Regions from separate parts of the Homo sapiens genome. Here region 1 is linked to region 2. The links are chromatin contacts, found by Hi-C in ENCODE. All regions are on one chromosome and are shown on one strand. The core of a region is the stretch at or near the end of the contact, and the rest is flanking DNA. Distances in the headings are between cores, read along the strand shown. Region 1 has its middle 110 kb from the start of THY1. Region 2 has its middle 93 kb from the start of NECTIN1-AS1.

Region 1 (6,803 bases), core at 4,040-6,539, 82 kb after region 2:
AGTGATCTTCCCACCCCAGCCTCCTGAGTATCTGGAGGTGCCACCACACCAGGCTAATTTTTTTTTTAAGAGACAAGGTCTTATTATGTTACCCAGGCTGGTCTTGAACTCCTGGTCTAAAGCAATCCTCCTGCCTCAGCCCCTGAAAATGCTGGGATTACAGGTGTGGGCCACCGCACCAGCCTGTTTTATTTTCTTGATAGTGTCTTGCAGGACTAACAGTTTCCTGAGAAAGGAACTCAAATAAAACAAATGTAAGTTTCTCAAGCTTCAGTTTTATGGGGAAATTGGGCTGGTTTCATCATCATGAGTGCCCTACACTCATGACCTCATCTAACCCTAGTCACCTCCCAAAGGCCCCATCTCCAAATGCCATCACATTGTGGGTGAGAGCTTCAACACAGGAATTCATGGGGGCGGGGATTAACATTCAGTCATAACACCAGGTCTGTGTCTTAATCCATTTGCATTGCTATAAAGGAATACCTAAGACTGGGTAACTTATAAGGAAAAGAAATTTCTTTGGTTCATGGTTCTGCAGGCTGTACAAGAAGCATGGCACCAAAGCATCTGCTTCTGGTGAGGGGTTTGGGAAGCTTCCACTCGTGGCAGAAGACAAACAGAGACATATGTGTAGGTCACATGGCAAGAGAGAAAGCAACAGAGAGAGGGGAGGAGGTGCCAGGCTCTTCCCAACAATCCTGTGGGAACTAAGAGTGGAAACTCATTCACTCCCATAAGAACGGTGCTGAAGGTTCCAACCCCACAACACAAACACCTCTCACCAGGCCCCACCTCCAATATTGGGGATTAGATTTCAACATAAGATTTAGAGGGCTCATATAATCAAACCATGGCTGGGTACAGTGGCTCATGCCTGTAATCCCAACACTTTGAGAGGTCAAGGTGGGAGGATCACTTGCGTCCAGGAGTTTGAGAGCAGCCTGAGCAATGTAGCAAGACCCTGTCTCTACAAAATAAAAATAAAACAATTAGCTGGGCATGGTGGTGCATGCCTATAGTTCCAGCTACTCAGGAGGCTGAAGTAGGAGCATTCCCTGAGCCCAGGAGATCGAGGCTGCAGTGAGCCATAATTGCACTACTGCACTCCAGCCCGGTCAACACAGTGAGACCCTACCTCAAAAAATAAACAATACCACCATAGCAGTGTGCATGCACAGATGTTTGTACACATATGGGCATGCATAAGTGTGTAAATAGGCATTGTGCATGCTTTCCTGTGCACAAGAAGTGAGTGTGAGATCCACATGCAAGAGGATCTGTTTCCCTAGCCTGGCCTCTGTGGCTCTGCTCTGTTGCCTCCCCCCTATCTCTTGCCCAGCCTCCCACTTCAATAGACTCCTCCTCGGCTGAGATCTCTTACAAGCTTTGTTTGTGCTGCCAGGAAGCTCTATGGGCGGCTGTGCAGGCTCACCGTGACCAGCTCACTCACCACTCCTATGTGCTGAGCCTCTGCCTTCTGCTCCACCCTTTCTCACTTCCCTCAGCACAAACAGTAGAAAGTCCACCTTGGATCTGCTCCGCATCTCTACCAAGAAAGCAAGTTCCCTTCTCCATCAATAGTCAGCTAGGACCATCCTCCGAGCTCTGATCTCCTGCTAGCCCAGGGTGGGCTTTCCCTCCCTCCTTACAGAGAACAAGGCTCATTCCCCTGCACCTACAGATTGTGTTTCAGGGAAGCTGCGAGTGCCTCTCACCTCCCTCTATTTGAACACAGCCGTAATCCACAGGCCACAGAAGTGAAGAGGCTGGGGCCTCCTTCATTGCTGTCAATTTTCCAGCAGAGCTTATCTGTGTCTTCACACAGTGCTCTCTTGTCAAAGAAGCCAGGGGCGGTGTGTGACAACCAGGTTAAATAAATGCTGCCTCCCTTCCCTGTCCTGTTACTGAGGACAGCCGAGTGTCTCCTTGGCTTCCACAGATGTTGGTGTATTGTCACCTGTCCTTATTTGATTAGTGTCTTAGAGTGCCTGCGGCCATCTCTTCACAAAAAGACAGCAAGAAAGAGGACATGTCTCCGCTGTTTCCTCTTTGCTGCCTGGGCTGCTGGCCCCAGAACGGCGGGGAAGGTGGGACTACAGGGATCAGGGTGGGGGAATGAAGATGCTTTCAAGGGCAGGGAGGCCAGGGGTTTTAAGGACTGCAAGCCAGGGATCGAGGTCCGTGCATTGTTGATTCAGAAACCCTTTCCAGACATCTTCATATCCATCCTCCATCTGCTGTCCTGACCCATGGTGACCTTTCCAAGCTCCTGCAGTACAAGATGAGAGGGGCTTTGTGTTTTCCCTCATTAAGGAGAACACATGCATCCCAGTGAGTCCTAGTGGTGAACGCTGGTGCTACTGCAATGACGTCCTGGATTCTGTTCCTCTGTGGCCCATGAACACAGATGGAACACACCAGGACTAAGAGCCACCAGATAGAGGACCCGGAAGGGAGTGTGGCCCTTTCCACGTGAGCCCCCTCTCCATGGCTGAAAGAAGAGCTCAGAACTCACTGCCTTCTCACATGGGGTCACTGGCTCCATCCTCATGTCTTATTTAATTTTCTCAGGAGTTCTGTGAGATAGTTGGTAATATTTTCATTTTCCAGATAAGAAGCTAAGGCTCAGGAGGCCAAATGACTTCCTTAAGGTAACATAATCAGCAAGTGGTAGAGCCAAGACTCAAAATTGGATCTTCTGACAACTCCATAATTCAGGCTAATCCTGACATTAGCCAGAAGGGCTGGCCAACACCAGGTTGTGCACAGCCTAATTTGCAAGGTCCATTAAGGACAAAACAGGTCAGGTGCAGTGGCTCACACCTGTAATCTCAGCACTTTGGGAGGCCAAGGCGGGAGGATTGCTTGAAACCAAGAGTTCAAGACCAGCATGAGCAATGTAGTGAGACCCCATCTCTGAAAAAAAAAATTAACCAGGTGCAATGGTGTGCTCCTGTAGTCCCAGCTATGCAGGAGGCTGAGGTGAGAGGATTGCTTGGGCCCAGGAGTCCAAGGCTGCAATGAGCTATGATCACACCATTGCACTCCAGGTTGACTGACAGAGCAAGACTATCCACCAGGATATGGTTTGAATTTGTGTCCCTGCCCAAATCTCATGTCAAATTATAATCCCCAATGTTGAAAGAGGAGCCTGTGGGAGGGGATTGGATCACGGAGGTGGATTTCCCCCTTGCTATTCTTGTAATAGTGAGTTTCCATGAGATCTGATTGTTTGAAAATGTGTGGCACCTCCCCCTCTTCTCTCTTCTCCTGCTCTGGCCATGTAAGACATGCCTGCTTCCACTTCCACCATGACTGAAAGTTTCCAGAGGCTTCCCCAGCCATGCTTCCTGTACAGCCTGCAGAACCGTGAGCCAATTAAACCTTTTTTTAAAAAAAAAATTACTCAGTCTCTAGTCGTTCTTTATGGCAGTGTGAGGAACAGACTAATACAAAGACTCTGTCTCTAAAATAAGAAAAAAAAATTAAAGAACAAAACTGGGAATGAGAAGATCTATGTAGCCCTCTCCAACAGGTGTTTTCTGGTACACGCGTTTTCATTGTTGGGTAGTCATGAACTTGGCTGGCTAATATTAGACATAAGTCCCTAGTGAACAATAGCTATAGCACACACATTCTCACGTACACTCACCAAAGTCTGACACACGCACCCCTATGCCTAGGCATGCATGCATCACCTTCTCATCCCCGACCACCTGCATCCCCTGGGAATCCATTTACATCTACTCAACAGAGCGGGGAGAAGAAGGAGATAAACCTGTATCAACACTGTATTTCTATTCCTCTCTCTCCTTGTGAAAACAAAAGAGGAACAGGGCAAAGCCTCATCCAATGTTTATTGGGAATCATCTCGACCTGATCCCGGGAAAATAGGTCCTTTTCAAATCCATGGTTCAGACGCAGCCTTTCCCATGACTGGGAGTGGGGACAACAGGCTGCTCGCCGGGCTCCGTGGCTGGCAGAGGAACTTGGTGGTAAGGCTTAATTATGATTCACAGAGCTGCATTCTGGAGAGGGTTTAGAGCCACTTAATTAGTGTAGGAATATACAGTCGTAATTATCCTGAAATATGGCCTAATTAACCTATGGAAAAGCCAGGACCACTGCTCGGGGATGCCAGAGACATTAGCAGCCTATTAATATACCCAGTCTGGGCCAGGCGCGGTGGCTCACGCCTGTCATCCCAACACTTTCGGAGGTCGAAGTGGGCAGATCACGAGGTCAGGATTTCGAGACCAGCGTGGCCAACATAGCGAAACCCCGTCTCTACCAAAAATACAAAAATTAGCAGGGTGTGGTGGTGTGCGCCTGTAGTCCCAGCTACTCAGGAGGCTGAGGCAGGAGAATTGTTTGAACCCGGGAGGCAGAGGTTGCAGTGAGCCAAGACCATGCCATTGCACTCCAGCCTGGGTGACAGAACAAGACTCTGTCTAAAAAAGAAAAAAAAAAAAAATATATATATATATATAGCTATGCAGTCTGCTATCTGGCACAGCCTTTGGGGGACTCAGGACTGGGGCAGACAGAGGAGAAAGGGTTTGTCTGGGAAGATGAAATGTTTAAGAGGAAAGTGTGACGTGGGCAGGGAAAGGAGAGGGGAGTGATATTTATTGAGGACTCATAAGGGCCAAGCAATGTTTTAGTCCATCTCTTACTTAATCTTCAAAACAGTCCTTTAAGATTGATATTAAAGTTCAGGGAGGTTCATTAACTAACCCAAGGTTACACGGCCAGGAAACATTCACACTGGAATTCCCCTCTAGGCTGTGGCTGCAAAGGCCATGCTTTTTTCTCTCTTCCACACTGCCTTGGGCAGGCACAACAGGCGAGGGAAATGGACTAAACAGAGGAGAGCCCCTTTCAACCCTAAGGAGGAGGCTCTTCTGCCGTTTTAGAAAAGTGGAGTCATTCAAGCGGTTCAAGCTGTCAGTTGTGTTGTGCAGGCTGGACATTGCACAAACCCTAGGAGTCCCATTCACACAAGCTACAGGGAGAATAATGTCCCCTAGAGGGCACAGTGTATGGCCTGCACGGCCATTCACAGCAGCCCTGGGAGACTGCCCTACATGACCCTTTAACTTTCCTTCCTACCCAAGAGACCACTTCCAACTCTGGCTCTGAGCCCAGATATTGGCCCAAAGCTAGAGAAGCTACCTCTGGGATAATCCTTCATGAAGCAGAATTTGGACCCAGTCCTCTCCTGGGGAGACTCCAGCACCCAGGGACACTCAGACGCCAGGACACAAGTTCAAAGCCCTCCAGGGGGAGCCCGAGAGCCGGGCGTGCGCCGCAGAGCCTGTCTGGCCAGCAGGTTGAGGAATATTCCAACAACGTCCTCATTCTTCCCTGATCAAAGGAGCCAGGATTGAACCTGCTGTAATCATCCGTCGGGGAGTTTGCTTAAAATTCCCCTAATTATGGGAGAGCAGAAAATTGCTACGCCTCAGACTGAATAGAGAAATCGAAGGCGCCCTGCTCCCAGCTGCCTGGGGGGGGAGACACGCCAGCATGGGAACAGAAGGCGGTGGGGGGAGGCGAGGGGCAACTGAGGATGGGCGGTGGGAGAAGAACGGTGTGCTGGTCCATGCCAGGGAGCGGGAGAGGAAGGGAAGGAGCCAGCTGCACTGGGGCTGTGGTGACTGGCTCAGGTGAGGCACACTGCCTCCCCTCCAGACAGAAGGGTGCAGGGGTGAGGAGAGCAGGCCTGTGGGGAAGAAACAGCCAGCAATGCCCCCTCCCATGGCTGGAGCTGGCTTTCTGGAGAGGCTGGGGACCCCCAACTCTGGCTTAGTTTGGACTGCGGGCTCTGGAGCATCCTCCCTGCCAGGGGTGGGGAAGGGAAAGGGCTGGAGGAAAGGTCAGGGAACAGGCCGGCAGGGCAGGGCTCATCCAGGCACCCTGCTGTGGGCTCAGCCCTGTTCCAGGCACACTGAGCGGTCTAGAAGAAGGAGAAGAGGACCAGATCTCTGCCCTCAGAGGGTCTCCTTCTGAAAGGGGAGACCGGGTGAGCATCTTAACCTAAAGTAAGATTCAAAGGCACCGTACACACCAGTGCCTGGCCCTCACAGTTTCCTGAGCTGTAGGAAGCGGATGGGAGTGCACTGAACTGCATGGATCAGAAGGGGAGGCTTGCTGGGCAGGCAAGTGCCAAGCAGAAGGAAGGGGCAAAGGAGGAAGGGACCGGAGAAGGGAGGGAGAATTCGAAGGAGCCATGCAAAATAGAAGGAGATTATGGCGGCCACGTTTTGGATAAGGGGGCCAAGGCCCAGGGAGGTGGGGTTACTTGCCCAAACTCACACAGCCCATCAGTGGCTGAACTGGGGCTCAAACTCAGGTCTCAGACTCCTAGTCTGGTGCATTACACAGCCATGGAGGCAGGGGGTGGGAGTGGGGGTCTGGCCAGAAGGTGGGATGCTGGAAAGAGTGTGGGGACTTGGGCTTAAAGATCCTGCTGCATCAGCAGTCCGTTTACTGACAAGTTGACATTGATTCTACAGGAGAAGCAGTGCTCTAAAGGGTCTCTCCTTTGCTAGACCTGCCCCATTCATGAGCTCTCCGGGGTCCCCACCCCAACAGCTCCCCTACCAGGGAGAGATATACCTGGTGTCCCTCCATTCTCTCACCTGTTTCCAAGGGCCTTCTCAGTTCCTCCTGCAAGTCCCCAGCAAGTGCCTAGCTTTGGTCCTCTTGGGGCCCCAACTACACTATGTTTTTATCACTTACAGTGTGGCGAGGGGTTGAGATCCTGGGGTTGCAAGTTACAGACACCCACTCAAACT
Region 2 (6,671 bases), core at 3,108-5,607:
TCAACAAGGGACCATGGCTCAAGATCTCATGAAAGGGCTTAGTGACTAATTAAATACAACCCCCACACCCTGTGACCACCCACTTAGTTTCACACTGCTAGTCCTTCTCTTCTCAAAGACCCCATCTCTGTTTCCTCTCCACCACCACATCTCAGCAGCTCAGGCTGTCCCAAGAGACTTGAGTGAAGACACAGGCAAAGACAGAGCAGGGGCTTCCGGGCTGAGCCTCCTGCCCAGGTGTGGACTCTCTGGACCCATCCAGGGATGAAATTAACACCCACAGCAACAGACATCGGTGCAGCCGTTGCTGTGCATGAGGCACAAGGGACCTAAGGAGAACTGGCCATTTGAGTTCCAACTCAGAGCTTGCAGTGAAATTGGAGGGAGGAAGACAGGATACATGATGGAACCAAAAAAATCATTCTATTTCTATAAACCACATGTGAAAATCAGCCAGATTTCTTACATCTAAGTAGAAAAGTAGTAATCCAAGATCCACACTCAACAACAGATGAGTGGGGACAGGCAGAGGCACTCTGGGGACACTGAGGAAGGACAGTGATGTTAAAAATAATAGAGCTTGGCGCTGCGGCTCAGACTGCGGCTCAGTCCCAGCACTTTGGGAGGCCGAGGCGGGAGGATTGCTTAAGTCCAGGAGTTCGAGACCAGCCTGGGCAACATAGTGAGACCCTGTCCTATTAAAAATGATAATAGTAGCTGACAATAAAAACAAAAGTGGACATTTCCAGATATGGTCAGATTGTCCTTGTTTGGCCAGTGTCACCAGCAGCTGTGTCCCCATTAGGGGGCCTGGGTGCCCAGGGAAGTTAAGAGGAGATAAGCTCCCTCTGTTCCTGTAGATCTCTGCCCACCTCACCTCTGATGAGATTGTTATATCCTTGCTATCTATAAAATAGGACATTATAATGTTTGTTAAAAAAAAAAAAAAAAGTAACTCCCAAATTTCTGAGTTTCCTGTGTGTTGGGGCTGGGGCTAAGAACTCTATGTACATCATCTAATTTAATTCTCAGTAACACAGATGATCTCTTGATGTCCCTTTAAAGCTTTGGGGTCACTTTCAGTATTCAGATAAAAACAGTTCCATGCCGTACAGTCTCCAAGATGCCTAAGAATTGCCAGGACCTGGCATTTTCATGATTTCCTCTCATTCTGATTTCCTCTTCTCTCTCAATCCTGTTCTGACTCTTGAGTTTATGCAATTTTTTGGGTTGTTTTTTGTTTTTGTTTGTTTTTTTCTTCTTGTTGACCTACAGAAGAGGAGATACCAAAACCAGACTTGGGAGACAGGGGGAGTCCAGGAAGGCTTCCTGGAAGAAGTGGCAGATGGGATCTGTCTCGTCCTGAATTTTCTCCCAAAATGTTACTAACCTATGGCAGAACTTGTAAGATAATTTTCCTAGAAGTTGGGGAATAGGAGGGACCTTCTTGAAGCCTAACAAGTGACTCGAAATTTAAAAATCAGACCTCTTGCTCTTGCCAGTTCCTCCTGAACCAGTCACATCTTCTGGGTTCTGTCTTCAGCCTCTGCACTCCAATCCCGTGGCTGACCCCCCTCTGCCATTTCCGGGTTCTCATTGCTTCCTGCTGAAATGGCTTTTGTCTTTGGAGAAGTTCAGCCCCATTCTTTGGCCTTCCCAGTTTCACTCTGGTGGGTAGAGAGCTTTATCTGACACAATCAATGGGTCATTTTCCGGAACAAAGATCCCTGTCTCCCTGGCAGCAATGAACGCCTTTCTCTAGAATACAAAAGCAGCTAGAGACACACACTTGACTCACAGCAATCGATGAGAAGCAGGGATCGCCATTTACATAAGAGGAGACTGAGGCATAGAGCAGGTAAGAAGTTTGCTGAGGCTGAGATCACAAAGCTGCTAAGTGCTGACATCTAGATTTGAAATAGGTCTGTGGGCTCCAGACTATCCCTCTTAACTGTGACACGAGCTTTCAAAGAGGTGAGGCTTGAGGAAAGCTTGGAGGGAGGGAACAGACAGACAGAGAAGCCCAAGGCATGAGGCAGAGCCCAAGACCTGCTGAGCCCATGGGAGTGAGCCGGGGCAACTGAGGCAGGGAGCCTGGGAGGAAGCCATCACTGAGGCGGGCAGGAGATCAGCGGGTGGACTGGAAAGCAAATTAGGAGGAAAACCTAAGGGGCGATTGGGTCAAATCAAACAGAAGGACTGAGTGTGGGGGCTGACAGAGAAGGAGGAATCAGGAGTCCTGTCCAGGTTTCTGACCAGCAACTGGAGAGATGCTTACTGAGACAGTGGCCATGCGGGAAGGCGGGAGGGGTGTTCAGAACGTGCTCAAGTTCACACATGTGGGGATGGAGATGCTCTTAAGCTGCTGGGCTGTTTCTCCTGAGACAAGCCCACACTGGAGCGGCCAGCAGCCTACAGATGGTAATTAAAGCCACAGGGAGGATGAGCTCACGCAGGGAGAACGCGTGGAGGGAGGAGGTGAGGACTGGGATCCACTCGAGAAGCACCCACAGCAAAGGGGGCGGGCGACCAGCGAAGGAAAGCAAGAAGCCAGCCAAGGCCAAAGCCACAGGCACCGGCGGGGTTCCGCCTGGGACCTGAGGCTGGACTTCCAAGCAGGCAGCGGCCCACATGGCCAAATGCCATGGGAGGCAGAAACGTCCTGAGAACAGCAGTTGGATTTAGAAGTGGTAAGGGGGTGGATTGGAGAGGGGACTTGGTGACTTTGTAGACCACTGGTGATGCCACTCAGAGGAAAAACACCTGGAAGACCACTTGCTTAAAAAAAAAAAAAAAAGTGAATGAGAGAGAACATCAGACAGCAAGGAACGCTAATCCTCCCAAGATACGAGTTGGGGGAGAAAAGATAAGACGTGATCTGAAGAGACAGCTGGGGCCAAGGGAGAGAGGGTTTTGTTTGTTTTGTTTTAAGTGGGAGAGTTGAGCCAGTGGCTGTGAGTGAAGAGGGGAGGTACAGAGCAGAGGTGAAGATTCAGGTGGAGGCAGAGATCGCGGCTCAGGAGCAGAAGGTCCCACCAGCCTCTCCTAAAGACACGCTCTGTCAAAAACATCCAAATCGATAGAAATCCACGAGAAGATCAGGGCCTGACCGTGAGCCATGGTCTCAGGAGGGTCAGAGTAGGAGTGAAAATGGCTTCTAGTGGAAGGAACAGCTAAGGGCTGGGGCAGCAGTTCTCAGGAAATACAGTGGCATCCTGTCCTTCTGGGCCACCCATGCCCCCTACCCCAGCACAGGGGCCACAGAGAAGCTCTCTGCCCACCCCCTGGAGGCTGCTTGTCTGGTCCTTGCACCACCCACATGGGCTGCCCCTGCTGGTTTAGCATGGGCCTGGGTTTCTCTCTCCTTATGCTCTCTGGGGCTTACCTGCATGCCTACAACTTCTACCTGAAGTCACCCTGTCCCCTGGCCTGGACATGGAGTATCCCAGCTCCTGGCTCCTCCATTCAGAGCAGAAGGTGTCCCAAAGCCCTCATATCCAAAGAAACTGAATTCTTCCTTGAGCCTGCCCTCCCCACAGCCACTGAAATGTGTCTGCAGACCCGGCTCCCCCAGCCTCTCTTCCACGTCCCCAGGCTCGGTGAGTTCCACCAGCGATCCTGTTCCTACACAATGACTACAACAGTGGCCGTGCACTGAGCCCATGCCACTCACTGATCCATTCCTTTGTTGAATACTCCTGGAGCACCTACCACGTGCCTGGTGCTTTACCGATTGCTGGGATGCAATGGGGAGCAAGTCAGATTTGTCCCTGCTCTTGTGTGGCTTGAAGCCTTCCATCTAGCATTGTGCTAGACACTGCTTGTGTTATCCTCTTTATCCGTACAGCAGCCCTGTGAGACAAGCATTACTACCACCATTTTAGAAAAGAAGAAATCAAGGCCCAACATGGTAAGAATTCCACAGCTTATAGAGAGCAGATCCTTAACCCACCATCCTGGGAGGCTCTGCTTCCTCCACCCAGGGTTGACTCAGCTTCTTTAAGCTCAGGTTCCCCAAGTTCTCTTCTAGAGTGACTCCTCTCCCCTCTTCACTCCACTGGAGGTAAGGGTGCATTGTTTGAGTCTGGAGACTGAGGTCTGAGGCCTGGCTCCTGGATCATGGCTGAGTAACCTGGAATGGACTATTTATTTCATGGCTCAAAGCCCAAGTCCCCTCCTTGGTAAAATGAGTAAGGATGATCCTCCAGGACCTGCCCTCCCCAGATAGGCGCTGGGGGGATTACATGAGGTCAGAGATGTGAAAGTGCTTTCAGAGGCACTCACAGGCAAGGGGTTATGCTTATGAAAACTTTCTCTAAGCGGAAGCCCTGGCATCAGCAAATTACATATTAACGTGTGTTGAGTCACCACACTTCCTGTCCCAAGCTGTTTATACTGGGAGTGCTTTGCTAGCTGTGTAATGAAAGGTTTTTCCTCTCCTAAAGGAATTTCAGGTGTCTCCTAGCAGGCAGAGGAAGGAATCAGGGGCCTTCCTTGCACCTCTGAAATCATAGCCCAGAAGGCTGAGACTAGCATTTGTTGAGCATTTAGTATATGCCAGGCACTGGGCTAAGCTCTTTGCACACAATACCTCATTTACTTCTCATAAACCCTTAAGATGAAAATACTATCCTTACTTCACAGATAAGAAAATGAATGTATCTGAAGCCACAAAGCTTTGAAGTGGTGAATTGAGGACTTAGAGCTAGGCCTGTCTGACTCCAAAACTCATGCTTTTCCCAGCCCTGCCCCGAATCCCTGCCAAAAGCGACCTCCTCCAACTGCAGCCTCAGCACCGACACTCTGATGCTCACTGGTGTGCCTCCTGCCCGCCTCTGCACCACACAAGGAGCTCTTTGAGGACAAGGACTATGTTGAACTCATCTTTGTATTTCCAGCCATCAGCACAGTGCCAGGGCCAGGGACGGCATCAACAAACATTCTGCTGAATGATTGAATGGTCAAAGAATAACTTTTTCTTAAGGACAAAATCGTGACTCTGATACCAATAACCTATGTCAAAAATTGTATTTAGTCCATTAATTCATGGGGGAACCAGTAAGATATTACAATTGGTTAAAAGAAAATCTCAAAGAACCTGAAATATAGCTCTCATGGTCTGCTCCAACTGCCATAAGAAAACACCATAGGCTGGTGGCTTCAACAAGGGAAATCTATTTCTCACAGTTCTGGACACTGGAAGTCCAAGATCAAGGTTCAGGTGTCTGATGGGGGCTCACTTCCTGGCTTGTGTGTCCTCTTGCTATGGCCTCACATGCCTTTTCCTCGTTGTGTTATTACCAGTTTTCTGTAACTTCCAGGGCTGTAAAATAGCTCAAAGACCATGAAGCCTGAAAAAAACCCAGAAGAGTATGCTAGACAAGACACCCAATCATCTTTTTGGTCCATTTCAAAGTCTTTCACAATTTTTCCCTATAGAACGCATCAATGAAAACAGCTGTCTGGGATGCCGCTGGGAGTGTCCACTCCCCCATCCACCCCCAATCCCACCTCTCTGGGGTTGCATTTTGTCATGCTTCTTTCATCACTCACTTCCATCAGACAGTGGGTGGTCCCACAGCTTGGGCCTGAGGCCTTTCAACTGCCAACCAACTCCACCCACAGTGATACTGACACCCCAGACTCACACTTACAACTGCCTATGCAGTATCTCCTTTGTCTAGAGTAAAGAAAGAAGGCCGCATTACAATGTCCTAAATGGAGGGGGCCTGTGACTCGGAACAGCCATGCAAGGGCACAGATGGGCTGGGAGGGAGAGCCCTACAGTGCGTGGACTCCCTTGCCACTCACATTGGCATTGGCCCATGAAGATCTTAGCCCAGGAAAGAGCGTGCCTGACACAGTCTTACAGGAAAGGGCATCCCCAGGCTGCCCAGACCTAAGGGCTTCTACACCAGCTAGCTGGGCACCATTGAAAAATTTAAGACCTCACCAGAAACTGCACCTGACAAGGGGCCGAGAGTGTAGGAGGAAGATCACGCATGAGAAGGAGGTTCCCACTGGAAAATCAATGGAAAGCAAACCCTGGGATGTCTAAATGCCAAGAAGAGTCCAGCTAGCTCATTGGAAAATTCAACCTTGACTTCAGATCCCTTGAAAATCCAACATTTGTTCTTAAAAAACAATTTCTGATGTCTTTTTCTGTCTTCCTTTTATGAAGGTCAAGTTCTACCTGCAGAATGGTGTTTGTGATGCAAGTCCACAGTGTTTATCTCTGGAATAACAGTGGGCACGAACTGGCCAAGACCCCCATCAGCCGCTGACAGCCTCACATCTCTAGCCTGCACTAGCAACAGCATCCAACTAGTTCGCTGGCCTCCAGTTTCACCCCTTAACCCATCCCACATGGATGCCAGAGTCAGCTTTCAAGATACATTTAGCCTTATCATTTTCCTACGTAAAGTATTTCATTGGCTTCTGATTGGCTGCCTGTAAGATAAAGGCCCGTGGTGTCCAAGGTGTTCCACAACTGCCCCCTGCTCACCTCCCAGCCTTGTCTTCATCACTCCCTGATCCCTTCTTTGGGCTCTAGCCTCACCAGCTGCTGGGAGTTCTCTGCATGCCCCAGGCCATTTCTCCCACCTTTACTCACACCCTTCTTCTGACCAGCTCCTGTCCCCTCAGAGATTGGTTCAGGGGTCTTCCCAGCA

Evidence for each region. Hi-C counts contacts between places; a loop is a spot of excess contacts on that map. Pooled maps may share reads with other maps.
Region 1: a map of CD14-positive monocyte shows a loop between it and region 2 (3-fold over the local background). The contact joins two enhancer-like sites. A Hi-C loop is called at or near these places in 6 of 168 maps with a recorded cell type or tissue (CD14-positive monocyte, PC-9, dorsolateral prefrontal cortex and 2 more), 2 of 37 single-sample maps with no recorded cell type and 9 of 50 pooled maps.

Annotation. Positions count from the first base shown.
Region 1 is chr11:119,532,502-119,539,304 of GRCh38, reverse strand. No RefSeq gene overlaps it. Among named protein-coding and RNA genes, the nearest start is that of THY1, 110 kb to the right of the region's middle. RefSeq lists an enhancer at 5,119-5,648. Within about 2 kb of position 5,289, at least 4 of the 41 ENCODE cell types and tissues checked have a DNase peak (open chromatin) inside an H3K27ac peak, as active enhancers do; they include CD14-positive monocyte and dorsolateral prefrontal cortex, where a contact is called at or near this core.
Region 2 is chr11:119,613,382-119,620,052 of GRCh38, reverse strand. No RefSeq gene overlaps it. Among named protein-coding and RNA genes, the nearest start is that of NECTIN1-AS1, 93 kb to the left of the region's middle. RefSeq lists enhancers at 1,567-2,154, 3,335-3,924, 5,400-5,923. Within about 2 kb of position 4,357, at least 8 of the 41 ENCODE cell types and tissues checked have a DNase peak (open chromatin) inside an H3K27ac peak, as active enhancers do; they include CD14-positive monocyte and dorsolateral prefrontal cortex, where a contact is called at or near this core.